Linked DNA regions of Homo sapiens: region 1 is linked to region 2. A link is an interaction called in ENCODE POLR2A ChIA-PET data of the cell type or tissue named here. Cell type or tissue: Panc1. All regions are shown on one strand. Each heading gives the region's core, and the rest is flanking DNA. Links, peaks and the distances in the headings are about the cores only.

Region 1 (6,536 bases), core at 749-5,748, 98 kb before region 2:
AATCATAGAAGGCGCTGTGTGTTTTCCACTACTCACATCAGGAGTTTTGTAATGTCTGGTTGACTCACTTTTTGTCATGCTCAGACTGATCAGGTATTGAGAGTTCAAGTATTATCAGCCTGATCTAACTTAGTATTAAAATTCCTTATCTGCCTTTCATGGAATTGTGGTAATAGCCAATTGTGATCATTGCTTGGACATGTTTTTCATTAGAGATTGCAAAATGGTGATATTTCTAATTCTGTCATTCCTTCTGCATTTAACAGCTAGAATTTTTATGTAATGAACTTTTCTTGATCAACTCTTTGGTTACCCTGACATATAGTTCTTATGGGAAAGACAGAATAAATCCTTGATTCTTTTTATTTATCACATTTCTGAATAATGAGTTGGTGTCTAGCAACTTCCAAAGGTAACCAGTGAAAAAAAAGTTTTAATTATTATTATGAACTCATGGATTTTAATATATTAGATGCATTAGAGCCCATCACATTATTAGTATTTTAAGGAGCATCTTTAGGTTGGCTGCTGTATCCTTTTAATATGACCCCAATACTCTTTTATATTCCCCTTGCTATCTGGTACAGCAATGTATTCCAGGGTCATCTTGTATACTTTCTACCCTAGACCTGGCATTGGCCTGTTTTTAAAAGAGCCCTGGTTTCTTTTAGTAAAAGATGGTATTTAGAGATTATTGGTCCAGATACCACAGGTGGTCATTACTCCTGGGATATCATTGCTTCTAGGCCTTTCAGTGAACACAGCTAGGAAATATGTATTTTTTAGAAAGAGAAAAATAAATGAGTTCATAGTCATATTTCTGACTCATATGTAAGATTATAGGGTGCTATTAATTTATTTGATTTTTATACCTATATCCTTTTTGTTCTGTTATGCTGAATCTTTGTTCCTAAAGATATTGACATAAACATTTATTTGTTTTATTCCACAATATGTTTCATAATTTTTTTTTTTTTTTTGAGACAGTCTTGCTCTGTCACCCAGGCTGGAGTGCAGTGGTGCAATCTCGGCTCACTACAACCTCCGCCTGTCGGGTTCAAGCGATTCTCCTGCCTCAGCCCCCTGAGTAGTTGGGATTACAGGTGTGCAGCACCATGCCCGGCTAATTTTTGTGTTTTAGTAGAGACAGGGTTTCACCATGTTGGTCAGGCTGGTCTCGAACTCCTGACCTTGTGATCTGCCTGCCTCAGTCTCCCTTCATAATTTTTAAATAATAAAACCAACAATATTGTTAACAAGACTACTGCGATGTAGCTTAAGATATTTGTTTCTTTTGTCCTTAGGCTATATCCTACTAGGGATACGTAGTCAAAATGTCATGTTTAAGTAATTCACAAGAATTATTCTTTGTGTAATATATAGTTGATTCAGTTAGTATACTTGTTTGCTTTCTTTTTTTTATTTTGAGACAGGTTCTCTGTCACTGAGGCTAGAGTTTAGTGGTGCGATAATAGCTCACTGCAGCCTCAAACTCTTGGGCACAAATGATCCTCTGGCCTCAGCCTCCTGAGTAGCTGGGACTACAGGTGTGCACCACCATGCCCAGCTAATTAAAAAAAATTTTTTTTTTTTATGAGAGTGTCTCACTATGTTGCCTAGGCTGGTCTTGAACTCCTCGGCTCACATAATCCTCCCACCTTGGCCTCCCAGTGTTTTGGGATTACAGGTGTGAGCCATGGCACCTGCCTGCTTTCAAATTTTCAAGGGATTGCTGTTTTGGGGGTTTGACTTAATTTTATTTTTTAATTACTAGGGCCTTTTTGTTCTCTTATTTATTTCAGAATCAGATGCTGAGGCTACCCAGGAATTGGCAGCAGGACGGAGAAGGACAGTAGGGATACTGGATATGGGAGGAGCCTCTCTCCAAATTGCTTATGAAGTTCCTACCTCAACCTCTGTCCTTCCTGCAAAGCAGGTACTTTACCTTTTAGGGAAATTTAGTTGCTAGGAATGCTAGTATTTGAGAAGGAAGGACACTGTCTTTGGACTTAGACCAACCTACCTGGCTCTAAATATTTGTTCAGATACTTGCTAGCTTGCGTTATCTTGAGTAGGTTACCTCTCTGAGCCTCAGCTTCCTCCTGTGTGAAAAAGGAATAATAATAGTATCTACCTCATAAAGTTATGAGGATGAAATAATACCATGTTTGTAAAGCATTTAGCAAACTGTCCAGCATAAGTGTTCAATACATTTTAACAATTATAACTATACTAGGTATCTCCTGCCATTGCTGAGGATAAACATGATAATGCATTTACATTCTGGAGCACAGTATTTGATACATATCTATTGTTCAATAAATGTTATTCCCTTTCCCCTTACTGATGATTCCATTCTGGGCCTTCTAATAATCCTTACCCCACTAGAATGTAAAGAATGTATTTTGAGGGAGAAGTTTCATCCTACACAGACACTTTTTGTACAGCCATTATGTACACCTATTATGTACACCCATTATGTGCAAGGAATAGACAATATTATGTACAAGGAATAGACATGTGAGTTACACTGTCCCTAAAAACTTATAATTTATCTGTCAGTGGAGACAGCTTGTGATATCAGGGAGACTGTAGCAGTGCTTAACTTGATCTAAACCAGGGCTTCTCATCGTTGGCACTCTTGACATTTTGGGTCAGATAATTCTTTGTCATCAGGGGTTATCCCATGCATCATATGATATCTCTTGCCTATACCAGATGTCAGTAACAACCCTCCCCCTTCCAGTTGTGACAATCAAAAGTGTCTCCAGACATTACCAGATGTGTGGGGCAGGGTGGAAATTGCCCATCATTGAGAACATCTGGTTTAAACAGAGAGCTGTGGCAATATGGGGACTGGCAGCCAACTTAGCTTGCAAAGTTGAATGGGAGCCATTCTTGCTTCATGGAAGGTAAAGTATTTACCTGGGCCTTGGATGAGAGTAGGCTTTTTTTTTTTTGCAGAGTGGAGGCTGAGGGAAGGCCACCTGCATGGAGGGAACACTATATACAAAGGCACAGAAAAAGCAGCACAGAGGCCAGAATGTCCAGGGAATGACGAATAGCCTTTTGCAGTATAGGATTTTCAGGTGTGCTAGTAGTTAAGACTGGGAAGATAAGATGGAGCTAAATCATGAGCAGTATTGAGTGCTATCATAAGGGGACTGGCTTTTATTTCCATAGATAGTGGAAAACCACCAAAAGTTTTTGAGTAAGGCAGTCACATGGGCCTCAGTTTCATTTATAAAATAATTAAACTGTGAAGGTCCTTCTCAGCTCTGAATTTTGTGATGATGTCAGTTGTGTGACTGTGATCTGATCTTTTTGTAGTGAAAAAATTTTTGTGTCAGTAGGAGAAAGAATATAGGTCACGGAACCTTGAGTGAGAAGTAATAAAGGGCTGAGTTAGACAAAGTAAGTGGAAATGAAAGGGAGGGGACAGATTTCAGGGGATAGTTTGGAGTGAAAACCCAATGTAATTGAGCGATTGATTGTGGTAGTGTGAGTAGGGTGGGAGGATGGCCAGCAGTGCTGAGGATCTATCCTAGATAACCAGAAGACTGAGGAACCCAGTAACTGAGAGAAGAGCAACAGGGGTAAGGGCAGGGGTGATATTAAGCAAACAGTATTGTCCTGAGAGATCTGGATGAGAGCGTCTATCTGGTCTTCTAGTTCAGAAGTTGTAAAACTAATGACTTCAATTTTGGATATATTGAGTTTAAGATACCCAAGGAACATATATGTCAGAATATCCACAGGACTGTTGGAAATGTGAGTTTAGCAGTCAGCAGAGAATTTCATGCTGGGGTTGGAAATGTGGGGGACTAACTAGGTTGTGATACTTTTTAGTCTATATTCGTTAGTATGTATTTAACAGGTAAAACGAAGGCATGGATCTGATACTAAGAAATAGGTGACAAGCGGGACTGGGGCTTCAAGTCTTAAAGAAATGACTTTTGTGTGTGTGCAGATTTAGAAAGGAACATGGTTATGGAAAGCAACACTGGTACGGAATGCATACTTGCAAGCAACAAATTAGATTTACATATAGCAGGCCGGGCACGGTGGCTGACGCCTGTAATCCCAGCACTTTGGGAAGCCAAGGCGGGTGGATCACCTGAGGTCAGGAGTTTAGGACCAGTCTGGCCAACATGGTGAAACCCCGTCTCTACTAAAAATACAAAAATTAGCTGGGCAGGGTGGGCAGGCACCTCTAACCCTGCTACTCAGGAGGCTGAGGCAGGAGAATCGCTTGAACCTGGGAGGCAGAAGTTGCAGTGAGCCAAGATCGCACCACTGCATTCCAGCCTGGGTGACAGAGTGAGACCCCATCTCAAAAAAAAAAAAAATAGTAACTACACATAGCAATATAATGGCTCTTCAAGATGAATCTTAGTGCTTGGTAAAAATGAAAGAAACTGTGAGACAATGGCATTTAAAACATTTTAAATAATCCTGAATGCCTAATATATTTTTTTGTACAACTCACAAAGTTATGTACATTCACAAAGTTGTGCAGCCACCACTATTGAATTCCAGAACATTTCATCGCCCCAAAAAGAAACCCCATATTCACTCCCCACTCATTTCCCATTAGCAGTCACTCCTCATTCTCTCCTCTCCCTACCCCTGACAACTATTCATCTACTTTCTCTCTCCAGTGGATTTGCCTATTCCGGACATTTTGTATAAATGAAATCATACAATATGTGGTGTTTTATGTCTGGCTTCTTTTATTTAGCAAAATGTTTTCAAGGTTCAGCCATCTCGTGGTATGGGTATTTCATTCCTTTTTAATGGCTAAACAGCATTCCATTGTATGACCAACCATGCTGTATTTTGTTTATCCATTTATCAGCTGATGAACATTTCAGTGGTTTTCCCTTTTTGGCTATTATGCACAGTGCTGCTGTGAACATTCATATACACATTTTTCTATGTACATAAGTTTTTTTGTTTTTTTTTTTTTTTGAGATGGGGTTTCACTCTTGTCACTCAGGCTGGAGTGCCATGGCACGATCTCGGCTCACTGCAACCTCTGCCTCCCAGGTTCAAGCGATTCTCCTGCCTCAGCCTCCTGAGTAGCTGGGATTACAGGCACCCACCACCATGCCTGGCTAATTTTTGTATTTTTAGTAGAGACGGAGTTTCACCATGTTGGCCAGGCTGGTCTCGAACTCCTGGCCTCAAGTGATCCACCCTCCTTGGCCTCCCAAAGTGCTGGGATTATAGGCATGAGCCACCATGCCCACCCCAGTTTTTGGATCTCTTGGTATGTACCTTGGAGTGAAATTGCAGGGCACAATGGTATTTTTCACAAATTAAAAAGAAATACATTCAAAACAAGAATCCTCATTTTATAATAATACATATATACAAAAATTATACATAACACATTAGAATGGTTGCCCATGGCAGAGAATGGAATGAGATTAAGTATGAAGATAAAAGAGAATAAATAAATAAAGCAAAAGAGAGGCTTTGCCATGATAATGTGGAATGAGCTGAGGAATATGATTAATTCAGCCTCTGCCCTTGAGGTTCAAGAAAAAAATATAGCACCTTTTCATTGGCGGTACAATAAAATTGAACTTTCCCAATCCCCAAACCTGTCATAAGGAACCTTAGGGCTTCTTGGATAATGTTAGAAAAGGCCACAGAACCGGGCACAGTGGCTCACACCTGTAATCCCAGCACTTTGGGAGGCTGAGAAGGGCTGATCATGAGGTCAAGAGATCGAGAACATCCTGGCCAACATGGTGAAACCCGTCTCCACTAAAAATACAAAAATTAGCTGGGCATGGTGGCACGTGCCTGTAGTCCCAACTACTCAGGAGGCTGAGGCAGCAGAATTGCTTGAACCCGGGAGGCGGAGGTTGCAGTGAGCCGAGAGCATGCCACTGCACTCCAGCCTGGTGACACAGTGAGACTCTGTCTCAAAAAAAAAAAGAAAAGAAAAAGAAAAGGCCACAGAATAGATCTTATGATGATCCACAGAGTTCCTTAAATTTATTTTTATTAAAGGATGTTTTCCTATTAAAATAACACATTCCCATTGAGGGAATTGGAAAATACAGAAAAATACATGTGAGAAAATGATATCTGTAGTAATTCTACCTCCTATATAACTACAGATAGTGTTTTGGGTTTCTAATTTCATATTTAGTTCTTAATTTAGTGTCTAATTTGTACCTTTTAGTGCAGTCTTGTCATTTTGTGTCTTTGTTTAAAATAATGCTATGAGGATGAAAGAATGCTTAAGATGTTTTAAAGAGTAGTCATAGAAATGAAGCCTCGTGTATTAGCAATGTCATAGCTTTCTAGAAGGCAACCAAAACTAAAATTCCCTTTTTCTCTTGGTATTGTATTATAGGAAGAAGCTGCCAAGATCCTGCTGGCTGAGTTCAACCTGGGCTGTGATGTGCAACACACTGAACACGTGTACAGGGTTTATGTCACAACTTTTCTGGGTTTCGGAGGCAACTTTGCCCGGCAGCGCTACGAAGACCTTGTTCTGAATGAAACTCTTAACAAAA
Region 2 (6,536 bases), core at 514-5,513:
TTATGAATACTAACGCAATTGTTTTTTTAATTTGTTAAGTGTATTTCATTTGCGAATTGTCTGTTCATATCACTTCCTTATTTTTTAATGGGGGTGTGAGTGTATTTAACTTATCTTTTGAACGGATAATTCTCAGAGGATCACAAAGTTCAAAAAGTACAAAAGGAGCTGGGCATAGTAGCTCATGCCTGTAATCCCAACACTTTGGGAAGCTGAAGTGGGAGAATTGCTTGAGCCCAGCATTTCGAGACCAGCCTGGCCAACTTGGTGAGACCGATCTCTACAAAAAATTAAAAAAATTCACCAGGCATGGTGGCATGTGCCTGTGGTCCCAGCTACTCGGGAGGCTGAGGTGGGAAGATCACTTGACAAGTTCAAGGAGGTCAAGGCTGCAGTGAGCCATGTTCACACCACTGCACTTCAGCCTGGGCGACAGAGGTAGACCCTGTCTCAAAAAAAAAAAGAAAAAAAAGGACAAAAGGGTACCCAGTACTCTAGTCACTCATTCATGTCTTAGTTGGCAACCATTGATACCAGTTCCTCATATCTCCTTCCAGAAATAGCCTGTGCTTTTACAAACAGCTACGTACATATATTTTTTCACACAAATGCTAGCGTCCCATATGTGCTTTTCTGTGTCTTAGAGCTCCTTCCATTTTAGCACATAAAAATCTGCATTTTTCTCTCTTTTTGTGGATATTTTATTCATTTGTACCTAAGCAGCCAAACTCGTACTGATACCACCATGCAGCCAAGGTTACTGAAACCTCTTTGATTAGACTTCAGTCATATCCCACCCCCAAATAGACCCAATAGGTACAATGAAAACCAGTATATCAAGGCAGAATACAGAGCTGTAAAACAAGAAAAATCCTATGAGGGAGGGAGGGAAAAAGGAAGAATTCCGCCACTACCCAGACTAAAATCGAGTTAATATATTCATCTCCACACGTTTTCAGGCTGCATGTTCATGGAGTAATTTAGGAATAAACCTATGATTTGTGAAGCACTGAAATACTTAGTGGTTTGCTGTATTACATCATAGCTTTCCCCAGCAGTTTCCAAGACAGCTTCCAAAAACTGGCAGGAGAATTTCGCTGGAGCTGCATGCAGGACTACCAAGATTCCTCCCCACAGTTATGAAACCGATTTTTCCGGGACTGGTTGTTCTAGTCTTCTGGGTGCCAAGTCTGACTTTTCTGGGAATGGTTGATCCACACTGGAAGGTTTCCAGATGTGTTCCCCAGGCATTCCTGGTGGTAGGAAGAGTAGAGGCCTGGGTATTCTGTAGATGCTGAGCCCTGAGTCATATTGTTGCTTATTCTTTGGTCAGTTGGCTTTCTACCACCTCTTAGCTTTCATTCTCTGTAACTAGCTTGTATGCTGTTTGTAGCTAAGATTCAGGGTATTGGAAAGTTCTTGCAGCTGCTGGAGGCTGCGGTGTTTCTGTCTCTGAAATCCATCATTAATTACACACAGCTGGGCCGGAGAGAACATGATTCTGGTCTTCTGTTTCTTCTCCTGGATCTTATCTTCATTCTTCACTGTGCTCTTCTCTGCAGAAATGTGTAGTTTTACTCTGGGACTAGTGGAAGAATTAGAGCTTTCCTGAATAAATAGATCCACGGAGGAAGGAAGATGAGAGAGCCTCTGAGTGGGACACCTCCTCATATGTCATTTGCAAGGATGGATAACTTTCATCAGGGCCACGAGTCACAGGCATTGGTGAAAGAGTCCCTAGAATTGGATGCTTTAGAATAAGGCAGGCTTTGGAGACAAGCTGGACTCACACTCATGTTATTGAAAAGGAGCGGGGAGGGGCGGGTGCAGTGGCTCACGTCTGTAATCCCAGCACTTTGGGAGGCTGAGGTGGGTGGATCACCTGAGGTCAGAAGTTCAAGATCAGTCTGGGCAACATGGTGAAACCCCATCTCTACTAAAAATACAAAAATTAGCCGGGCATAATGGTTCACACCTGTAATCCCATCTCCTTGGGAGGCTGAGGCAGGAGAATCACTTGAACCTGGGAGGCGGAGGTTGCAGTGAGATAGCACCACTACACTCCAGCCTGGGTGACAGAGCGAAACTCCGTCTCAAAAAAAAAAAAAAAAAGAAAAAGGAAAAGAAAAAGAAAGAAAAGGAAAGGTGGAGGAAAATTAAAGAGCTGGACTGTAAAAATGGCTAAGGCTTTAAGATTTAAGTATCTAGGTAGAATATCTTAGAGAAATATGTAAAATTTCTCCAAATGTAAAAGTATCAAAAAGCCAGGATGAAGTCAGTCCCCTCCACATTACTGGGAGACAACCAGCTCAATCCCACAAAAGGTCTGCTTCTTTCTTTGTAATGATTCCTTGAGATGCTGTTATTTGAATGTACCATAATTTATGTGTCCTGTATGACATGAATTTCATTGGTTTCTAATATTTTGCATCATGAGCAATGCTGCCATACACAGCTTTGTATATACTTGTGTATACAAGTGTGTCTATAGGATAAATTCCCAAAAATGAAATGACTGAGTTAAGGATATGTGAACTCAGAATTTTTATACACAGTGCAAACTGCCCTCAAAGAGGCTTTCCTTGGTCTCATCAACTTTGTATCACATTTTTTGATGTTTGCTAATTGGTTAGGCAAAAATGTTATGTTTCAAATTATATATACTTTCAAATTGTATTCTCATATTAATGAGGTTAAGCACATGTTCATATGTTTAAAAGCCTTTTGTGTTTTTTTAAATCCATTTAATTTATATACTCATTTTTTTACATTGAGTTATTAGGGTATTTTTAAAAATTACTTTGTAGAAGTTCTTTATAAAGTTAACTGGTCTTTTTTGATATGAACTGCTCAGTGTATTTCAAATCCATTATATGAGTTTAATATATATAATCTTATGGCAAGACCCCCTCCTTTTCCCTGGCCTGGGGAATAGGCTGCTGGTTAGTACCCTCTAGTCATCTCCAAGGGCAGGTGCCTTACCTCTAGCTTGCTCTATTTTACCTCCTAATTTACCTAAAGGCAACCATAGCTTACCGCCTATGAAGCTACATTTTTTTCCCAAAACCTCATAGTCTCTTGTGAGGAAAACACCCTATAGTGTATTATATACTTGAAAAAATGCATTTCAGTTATTAACATGTCTTTGACTCTACTCCTTACTAAATAATAGCACTGATCCTATTAGTTAAAGTAAAGGTGCATTCATCTCCTTTCTTGGCTGGTTTTCATTACAAAGGGCCCATTATCTCTGCCTGTGCCATTCTGGATAAATTAGACTTAAAAGAATGAATAAGGGTAGATGGATAGGGGCATAAAAGCATGAGGGGAGGGGAGATGGTGCCACATAAATATCTTCATTTTGATGGCTAAGATGATGGTATACTCAGTGGAGGCAGTAATTTTCCCCCTGATAGGTGGGGATGTGGGCCTTTAAAACAGTGTAATGTGTATCATGTCTTCTGAGCTCATAGGACAAATACTGATTGGCATTGTCTGGGATCAAGACTGGGGCTGAGTGTGGTGGCTTATGCTTGTAATCGCAGCAGTTTGGGAGGCCGAGGCAGGCAGATCACCTGAGATCAGGAGCTTGAGACCAGCCTGGCCAACATGGTAAAATCCTGTCTCTACTAAAAATACAAAAATTAGCCAGGTGTGGTGGCGCACACTTGTAATCCCAGCTACTCGGGAGGCTGAGGCAGGAGAATCACTTGAACCCAGAAGGTGGAGGTTGCCGTGAGCCGAGACTGCGCCTCTGCACTCCAGCCTGGGCAACAGAGTGAGACTCCGTCTCAAAACAAAAACAAAAAACCTATGGCCTAAGAAAGGGAATAGTGCCTTTTAAACCTAGTACTTTCTGTTGCTATATAACAAAATACCCCAAAACTTAGCAGCTAAAAGAGAATTCTTTAAATCTTAACAGTTTCTGTGGATCAAGAATTTGGGAGCAGCTTACCCAGGTTCTGCTTCAAGGTCTCTCAGGAGGTTGAAGTTCATATGAGCTGTCTGGGGTTACTGGCATGTGAAGTCTTGACTGGGGCTAAAAGATCTGCTTCTAAGACGACTGTCACATGGCTGGTGGCAGGAAGCCTCAGTTTCTCACTGGCTGTTGGCGGAAGGTCTCAGTTCCTTACCAAGTGGACTTCTCCAAAGAGCTATTGGAGTGTCCTCATGACTGGACTGGTAGCTTTCTCCAGAGTGAGCAATCGGAGACAGAGAACAAGGAGAAATAATCCACATTGCTTTTTTATGCCCTAGCCTTGGAAGTCACACGCTGTCACTTCTGCCATTTTCTATTCACCAGAAGTACATCCCTAAGTCCCCAGCCCACACTCAAGGGAGAGGGAATTAAGCTCTGCTCTTTGAAGAGAGGAATATCAAAAAATCTGCAGACATATTTTAAAACTTCACACTCAGCATTCCTCAAAAACAATGATCATGGCATACTTTGAACATTATTCTATCACTTGAACTGTATGTATCCATTCTTTCCAGAAATATTTATTGTGTTATCTGAATCACTGCATACCGCTTTTCCTATCCATCACCGGAAACCATTCTGTTCTAAGAGCCTTATAAAGAATGATATCCTCTTAACAGTGGTCTTTTTCCCTTCTCAGGTATTCGTTGGTTTTCTTCTTATTCTAGCAGCCATAGAGCTGGCCCTTGTACTCACAGAAGACTCTGGACAAGCCACAGTCCCTGCTGTTCGATATACCAATCCAAGCCTCTACCTAGGCACATGGGTAAGACCTATACCACTTCTGCCCTGTTTACCTTTTCATTACCCATAGGCATCTAGGTGAAATGTACTCTTTGGGGATGAAATTAATTCCAAGGTCATCTGTCTTTTTCGCGGGATCCATAGTGAGGCAAAGCTTGGTTGGAATGGGGTGAAACAAATTTTAGCTTTTCATCTTCATTTGAGCATTAATGTATAGAGGCTTCTTCCTAGGTTAAGTATTAGCTTTCATGACTAAGATGTATATCTTATGTCCGCACATCTTGCCATCTAAGGGTCACAGAAGAGAGCTAAGTTTCTTGATGTAAAACAATATTTTAAATCTGTAAATATTGTTTTTAAATTGATTGATGACTTTAAACAATGGATCAGTGAGCTTAGAGTTTATATAAACTTGATATCAAAAAACTAATGTCTCTCTTGCAGGCATTTTTTCAGGGGGTGGGGCCTAGACAGTGTTTAAATAGCAATTGAATTAATTGCCATCAATTCAGTGGCAACTAATGACACATAATTATTTGAACTTTCAAACTTTATTGAAAAATCAAAATGTCTGGCAATCGCAAACCTACGTTCAGGCAGAGCAATGTCAGCTGGGCCTCAGTAGCAGTGGCTCCTTTAGACCATGTGCTCGGCACAATCCTTCCTGGGCAAATGTTATAAATCATGGCTCTTTCCCCACCAGAATGCTGTTTTAGGAGCACAGCTAGGTCTAGGAAATCAACATTTAATTTATTATATCTAATGTGAGATGGTATAAGGCAAGATTTTTTAAAAAAATTAATTGCTTAATCTTATATTAGAAAATCAAGCTACAGACACCTTGCACCTAATTAATTAGAACCTGCCTTCCGACCTTACTACTGCAATGTCTGAATTTAATTTTCATGGGTCCTGGAAAGGTTTTTCTAGCTCTCAAAGTAACTCCACTAAAATGCAGATAGTGACCTTCTACATTCTTGGCTAACATCCCACTCAAGTGTGGTCCATGGAGATGAGGCACTAAAAGAAAAAGCTGGATGGCATGGGGGTGACATGTTCAACCTGGCATCTGTGTGCTCTCTACCTGGCCAGATTAGTCACGACAGTCTCCTCCCTCAGCCCTCCTTTCTTCCCATGTTCTCTGACATCCTTCTCCCCTCAGTCCTCGGTTAGTGGCAGTATTCTTCAGAACATCATGTGAATTTCTCTCCAGCTCCTGGTTTTGCTGATCCAATACAGCAGACAATGGTGTGTACAGAAAAACTCCTGGTTCCTGTCCCTATTCTGGATTCTCTCGATACTCTGTGGCACTTTCCAATTTCAGACTCTGATCCGGACACTCTTACAGGTAAGGAAAAAAAGAGTGGATGACATGAGGAGGTACCATGGGGCAACCTCTAACTCATAGTAAATGGCATCAAGTTGAGCTCCAGGATCGAATTGTATTAGAGGGATTTGATCATAGGCTTTAATCACAAGCATTGATATATACGGGCCATGTAGACTTCCTTTGGACAAAAGGCTCATTTTTCCTCTTTGTTTTTTTCCTCATAGGGTGACAATTCTAATCTAGCCTACTCCTGCCTGTTCTTCATCTCCTACGGATTCCAGATCCTGATCCTGATCTTTTCAGCATTTTCAGAAAATAATGAGTCATCAAATGTGAGATTCTAAATATGCCCATCTCATATATTACTTAATTGGATGATATCTTAATGAATATAACTTTAAGATGTCTGGGTCTCACGGAGGCGCCACAAGCCCAGAATAAGGTAGTACAGACCATTTTATGACAAGGAAACAGATAGTGATG

Evidence for each region. ChIA-PET counts read pairs that join two places held together with the same protein. Peaks named below come from ENCODE experiments on the same cell type or tissue, not always from the same donor. Only the 100,000 strongest peaks of a DNase experiment are listed, where the experiment ranks them.
Region 1: POLR2A ChIA-PET joins it to region 2 with 6 read pairs; 2 of 35 experiments call an interaction of 5 or more read pairs at or near these places.

What each region holds. Positions count from the first base shown.
Region 1 is chr10:99,689,583-99,696,118 of GRCh38, forward strand. It overlaps ENTPD7 (ectonucleoside triphosphate diphosphohydrolase 7), which reads left to right. Exons shown (of 13, transcript NM_020354.5): 8 at 1,803-1,936; 9 at 6,374-6,536. It also overlaps a transcript of COX15 not described here. Among named protein-coding and RNA genes, the nearest start is that of ENTPD7, 33 kb to the left of the region's middle. In Panc1, for the core only: no CTCF peak of the experiment used is centred there; no DNase peak of the experiment used is centred there.
Region 2 is chr10:99,787,615-99,794,150 of GRCh38, forward strand. ABCC2 (ATP binding cassette subfamily C member 2) reads left to right here. Exons shown (of 32, transcript NM_000392.5): 3 at 4,620-4,745; 4 at 5,937-6,071; 5 at 6,278-6,385. It also overlaps the pseudogene NANOGP6. Among named protein-coding and RNA genes, the nearest start is that of ABCC2, 8.2 kb to the left of the region's middle. In Panc1, for the core only: no CTCF peak of the experiment used is centred there; no DNase peak of the experiment used is centred there; H3K27ac peaks cover 2,013 bases.